2 separate regions of the Homo sapiens genome follow, and region 1 is linked to region 2. A link is a contact called in ENCODE Hi-C or POLR2A ChIA-PET data. All regions are on one chromosome and are shown on one strand. The core of a region is the stretch at or near the end of the contact, and the rest is flanking DNA. Distances in the headings are between cores, read along the strand shown. Region 1 holds the start of NRBP1 (nuclear receptor binding protein 1). Region 2 overlaps TRIM54 (tripartite motif containing 54).

The links. A loop is a pair of places that touch in the nucleus more often than their neighbours do. ChIA-PET counts read pairs that join two places held with the same protein, here RNA polymerase II (POLR2A). Pooled maps may share reads with other maps.
Region 1: a loop to region 2 is called in a pooled map, with 4 times the contacts of the local background. The contact joins the promoter of NRBP1 here to the enhancer-like site in region 2. A Hi-C loop is called at or near these places in 6 of 50 pooled maps. POLR2A ChIA-PET finds 5 or more read pairs at or near these places in 6 of 52 experiments (HepG2, OCI-LY7, RWPE1 and 3 more).

What each region holds. Positions count from the first base shown.
Region 1 is chr2:27,427,201-27,429,900 of GRCh38, reverse strand. NRBP1 (nuclear receptor binding protein 1) reads right to left here and starts at 1,270. Exons shown (of 18, transcript NM_013392.4): 1 at 1,170-1,270. RefSeq lists a silencer at 753-902.
Region 2 is chr2:27,301,967-27,304,666 of GRCh38, reverse strand. All of the region lies in intron 3 of TRIM54 (tripartite motif containing 54), which reads right to left. Among named protein-coding and RNA genes, the nearest start is that of UCN, 5.1 kb to the left of the region's middle. Within about 2 kb of position 1,351, at least 8 of the 41 ENCODE cell types and tissues checked have a DNase peak (open chromatin) inside an H3K27ac peak, as active enhancers do; they include OCI-LY7, where a contact is called at or near this core.

The DNA.
Region 1 (2,700 bases), core at 21-2,520, 130 kb before region 2:
GACTACAGTAGGAAATAACAGTAGAATTCTAATACAGGAAAGCTGTAGCCAATGGGCTCCAGAGAAACTTCTGGACCGAGGACACAAATAACTAATCCACAGTAGGGCACCACAGGAGACACCAACCCTTCATCAGAGATAGATGCCCTTGGAATTTGCTTATCCCCCCCACCTTCCTAATTTTTGTGACTTTTTATCCCTTCCTAATTTTTCCTTCGCAGGCAAAATGAGGGCAGTGCCCAAGATTCTCCAGCACTACTCCTATTGATGAAGAAACCTCTGCGACACTGGGAGTTTTGTCTCGGAGCCGCTGAGAGGTTTTAAAGAGATAACACATGGAAAAGCTCATATACTCCCATAAGGGGATTCTCGCCGCCTCCAGCCACCCTGAGACATGCAGTGTGTTCACTTTGGAGTAATGCAGATCGCCCTGCAAAGTTTTTCCCCGACACTTTCGTTTATTGGACAGCAGCCCCTCTGCGTGTCAACTCCTCTGCAAGAGCTCACGGGCCCAGGCCTCTCAGCTGTCCTCACCCTGAACGGACCAGAGGGCCTCTGAGACCCGCAGCACAGTCCAGTCGGAAATAAAACCGCTCTGGGGAGGAACCCGGCCCCTAGAATTTCACACTCCAACAGGTCGCATGCCCTGCGTCTGGAAGGCAGCCGCGGCCCGCGCGGGAACCAGGCTGGGGCCCAGGGAGCCAGCGGCGGCCACCTCATCAAAGGCCGGACCGACAGCGCAGTCAGGGGCGCAGGCCACGCCCCCGCGCAGTCTGCGCACCTCCCCGCGAGCAGGCCAGGCCAGGCCGCCGAGCTTCCGCAGGCCGCCGGGCCGCGACCGCCGCCCCCGCCCCCGCCCCCACCCGCCGGGCCCCGCCTCTCGCAGCCGGAGTTCCAAGCGAACGCCAGGGCCTCCCGACCCGCGCCCGCAGAATCCCGGGGCGCCGCCGCCAAGCCAGAGACGCCAGGGAGGGCTAAGCAGCGACTGCGGGGCCGAAGCGGCCCCTCGGCTCCAGCAGGCAGGGCCCGATCGGGCCTGGGCTACTGAGTGAGCAGGGCCGCCTTCAGCACCCGACTGGCGGGTCCCACCGTCCCGGGCCTCGGAGGCCGATCCTTCCGTCCTCTCGCGAACCCCTCCCTCCCGGGCCCTCTTTTCCCTGGGCGCTCACCTCCCGACTCCGCGCCCCGCAGCCTGCGCTTCAGCTCCAGCTCGGGTTCCGGGGCCCCGGATCACAGCGACTCCCTCACAGCTGCGCTCCGCAGCGCAACCGAACTGCGGGCCCCGCCCTCGCGGCGCCCGGACCAACGATGGGCGGTGCCGCACCGCCGGCAGGTTTCCATTGGGTGACGTTCTGGGTGGGCGGGGCCCGGCCCTCGGGCGTTCGCTGGGGTGGGCTTCCACCCGCTCTCCTCCCCTTGCGCCGGTCCGGCCGAGACCTCTCGGAGGGGTCGATGTTTTCGGTCCCAGCTGGGGCTCGTCTCTCTGTCCACCCCACCGCCCGGTCCAGGTGCCCCAGATGGTTCTGCTGGACGCAGAGAGGGCCTCCTACCTCTTCTTGAAGGCGCCATGACAGTTCTAATGCCTGGAAAAGACAAAAGGAGCGAAAGACATAGCCTCAGTCCGAGAGGAGCGCCCCCACCCCAGCCCCCGCCTGCATTATTTTGGAACGAGACTGGTGTGCAGGACGCCAATTCTCCGGAAAGCTTTTAAAATTTACCTAACACTGAAAATTAGTAGTTAACGCTTGGTGATTGCTTAGCACTATTTGCTTAAACTTTGTAAGAGGTTTTCACAGATGTTATTTCATTTGATCCTCATAAGAACGAACTCATTGAAATTATCATTCAATGGTAGTTGACAAATGCAAAAACCTGAATCAGAGGTATTAAGCTATTAACCGAAAGTTAAGTTGGTAAGAGCCAAGTCTAGAATCCGAAACAGTAAATTTCATCAAAGGAGACTACGTTGAGAAGATGTTTGGAAAGAATTTAGATTGGTTTCGAGTTAGTGGAAAGAAAAGATGATAAATTCTTGGTGAGCTATTAATCTGCGAAAACTAAGCGCGGAGCCTTCAGGATGGAAGTTCACTCTGCCCTTAGACGTGTATGATGGAGGGAAGATGATGAATCAATCAACAGAACTTGGAAATGTCACAATCACCAAATTTTACTGTCATTAAAGAGAATCTCTAATCCTGTTTCACTGGGAGAAAGGACAACTGGCAGAAACCCTCTCGTTTTCTCATCATCTCAAAATACTCGTTTTTAAAACCAATCTTTCGGCCGGGCGCGGTGGCTCACGCCCAGCACTTTGGGAGGCCGAGGTGGGCGGATCACTTGAGGTCAGGAGTTCGAGACCAGCCTGCTCAATGTAGTAAAACTCCGTCTCTACTAAAAATACAAAAATTAGCCGGGCGAGGTAGCACATGTCTGTTCTCTCAAGCTGCTTGGGAGGCTGAGGCGGGAAGATCACTTGAGCCCAGGAGGCAGAGGTTGCAGTAGGCCAAGACTGCACGACTACGCTCCAGCCTGGGCAACAGAGTGTGAGAATCCGTCTCAAAAAAAAAAAAAAAAAAAAAAAAAAAAAAATATATATATATATATATATATATATATATATATATATATATATGTATGTATGTTTTACCCTTTCTTCCTTGATTCTTCTATCTTTGGAAGAGGGGGGCTCAAACACCCTTT
Region 2 (2,700 bases), core at 102-2,601:
TTGCATCGATTCTGAGAAAGTCTTCAAGATTATCCATTGGCATAATATTGCCTCTTCTCTATTCTCTTTATCCTCTCATTCTGGGAATCTGATTAGACCTGTTAGACCTTCTCACTCTCAGCCTTCTCATCATCTCCCAGAACTGCACGTTCTGTTTTTCTTTCAGTCCTCTCATACTGGTCACTAGTTCTGTTTTCAGACAAATCTATCATTCAATTCATTCGTTGATTTTTTTTTAAATTTTTTTTGAGACGGAGTCTTGCTCTGTCACCCAGGCTGGTCTCGAACACCAGGCCTTGTCCTCCTGCCTCAGCCTCCCTAGTCACTGGGTTTACAGGTTCCAGCCACCATGCCCAGCCATCTGTTGAATGTTTTATATCTATCTATCTATATATATATATATATCTGTATATCTATATCTATCTATCTATCTATCTATCTATATATATATATTTGAGACAAGGTCTCACTCTGTCACCAAGGCTGGAGTGCAGTGGCTCGATCTCAGTTCACTGCAGCCTCGACCTTCCAGGCTCAGGTGATCCTCCCACCTCAGCCTCCCAGGTAGCTGGGACTACAGGCGCATGACACCACGTCCGGCTAATTTTTTATATTTTTTTGTAGACGGGGTTTCAACATTTCCCCAGGTTGGTCTCCAACTCCTGGACTCAAGTGATCCTCCCACCTCAGCCTCCCAAAGTGTCGGGATTACCGGCGTGAGCCACCACACCCAGCTACATGGTTGGTTTTTGATATTCTATTATTGTTTGGTTTTTAAAATTTTTCATCTTTTTTTAAAAAGCATTTGATTTATAGTGACTTCCAATTATTTAATAATTCCAATATCTCAGTTGCTTTTGTGGGGGGTCCTAAATCTGTATTTTTTGTTTCTGCTGACTTCACTCATGGATTACGTTTCTCTGTGCACCTTCAATTGTGATCTAATATTTTATTGATATTAATTAATCTAGGGAATACCTACGGGCCTAAATTGTGCATATTTTCCTCTAGGCAGTATTTGCATTTGCCTCTGTTGAAAGCCAGGTGGCGCAATTTACTGCTTTAGCTCCTAGGATCCTAGTTTAACCTACGGTCTCCGGAAACTTTTTTTTTTTTTTAGACGGAGTCTCTCCCTGTTGCCCAGGCTGGAGTGCAATGACGTGATCTCAGCTCACTGCAACCTCCGCCTCCTGGGTTCAAGCGATTCTCCTGCCTCAGCTTCCCGAGTAGCTGGGATTACAGGGCCTGCAACCACGCCCGGCTAATTTTTTGTATCTTTAGTAGAGACGGGATTTCACCATGTTGGCCAGGTCTCAAACTCCTGACCTAGTGATCCGCCCGCCTCGGCCTCCCAAAGTGTTGAGATTACAGGCGTGAGCCACTGCGCCCAGCCGGGTCTCTGGAATCTTAGCTGCAGGTACCCCTCCTTTTAGGGGTTTGGAGGAATAGTCTGGTCTCTCTAGCTCAGTGACATTGCCAGCACTGGTCCTCTGCGAAATGCTGCCTTTTCTGTGCTTGCCACTCAGGGTTCTGCTTTCAGCTCCGCCTTTTCTCTTCGCCCCTCCCCACCCCCACTGATTTCCTTTGCTTCTATGTACCAAGCAATATAATTTGAAAATTCTGTTTTACACAGAATCTAGTTGTGTGATAGAGAGGACCCTGCAAGTATCTCACCCACCATACTGAAGTCTCTGCTTTCATCCATTATCGAATTTTATCCTTATAGCTACTTTCACAAGTAGGCATTTTCACCCTAATTTTACACATGAGGAAAGTGAGGGCCACAAAGGTCCAGTAACATACCTAGGTGACACACCAAGTCAAGCACAGAGCTAGGACTTTGACTCCAATCTGCTTGACTTTTATTTTATTTTCGAGACAGAGTTTCACTCTTTTTGCCCAGGCTGGAGTGCAATGGCGCAATCTCAGCTCACTGTAACCTCCGCCTCTGGAGTTCAAGTGATTCTCCTGCCTCAGCCTCCCGAGTAGCTGGGATTACAGGCGACTGCCACCATGCCCAGCTAATTTTGTATTTTTAGTAGAGAAAGGGTTTCACCATGTTGGCCAGGCTGGTTTGGAACTCCTGACCTTAAGTGATCCGTTCACCTTGGCCTCCCAAAGTGCTGGGATTACAGGCATGAGCCACCACGCCTGGCTTAATCTGCTTGATTTTATTTTTATTTACTTATTTTATTTTAGGTATTATTATTATTATTATTTTTAGACGGAGTCTCGCTCTGTCGCCCAGGCTGGAGTGCAGCGGCCCGATCTTGGCTCACTGCAAGCTCTGCCTCCCAGGTAAACAATTCTGCCTCAGCCTCCCGAGTAGCTGGGACTACAGGCGCCTGCCACCACGCCCGGCTAAGTTTTTTGTATTTTTAGTAGAAATGGGGTTTCACCGTGTTAGCCAGGATGGTCCCGATCTCCTGACCTCGTGATCCACCCACTTTGGCCTCCCAAAGTACTGGGATTACAGGCGTGAGCCACCGCGCCTGGCCTATTTATTTATTTTTGGATGGAGTTTTGCTCTTGTTGCCCAGGCTGGAATGCAATAGCGCAATCTCAGCTCACTGCAACCTCCGCCTCCCGGGTTCAAGCGATTCTCCTGTCTCAGCCTCCCAAGTAGCTGGGATTACAGGCACATGCCACCACACCTGGCTAATTTTTGTATTTTTAGTAGAGACAGGGTTTCATTATATT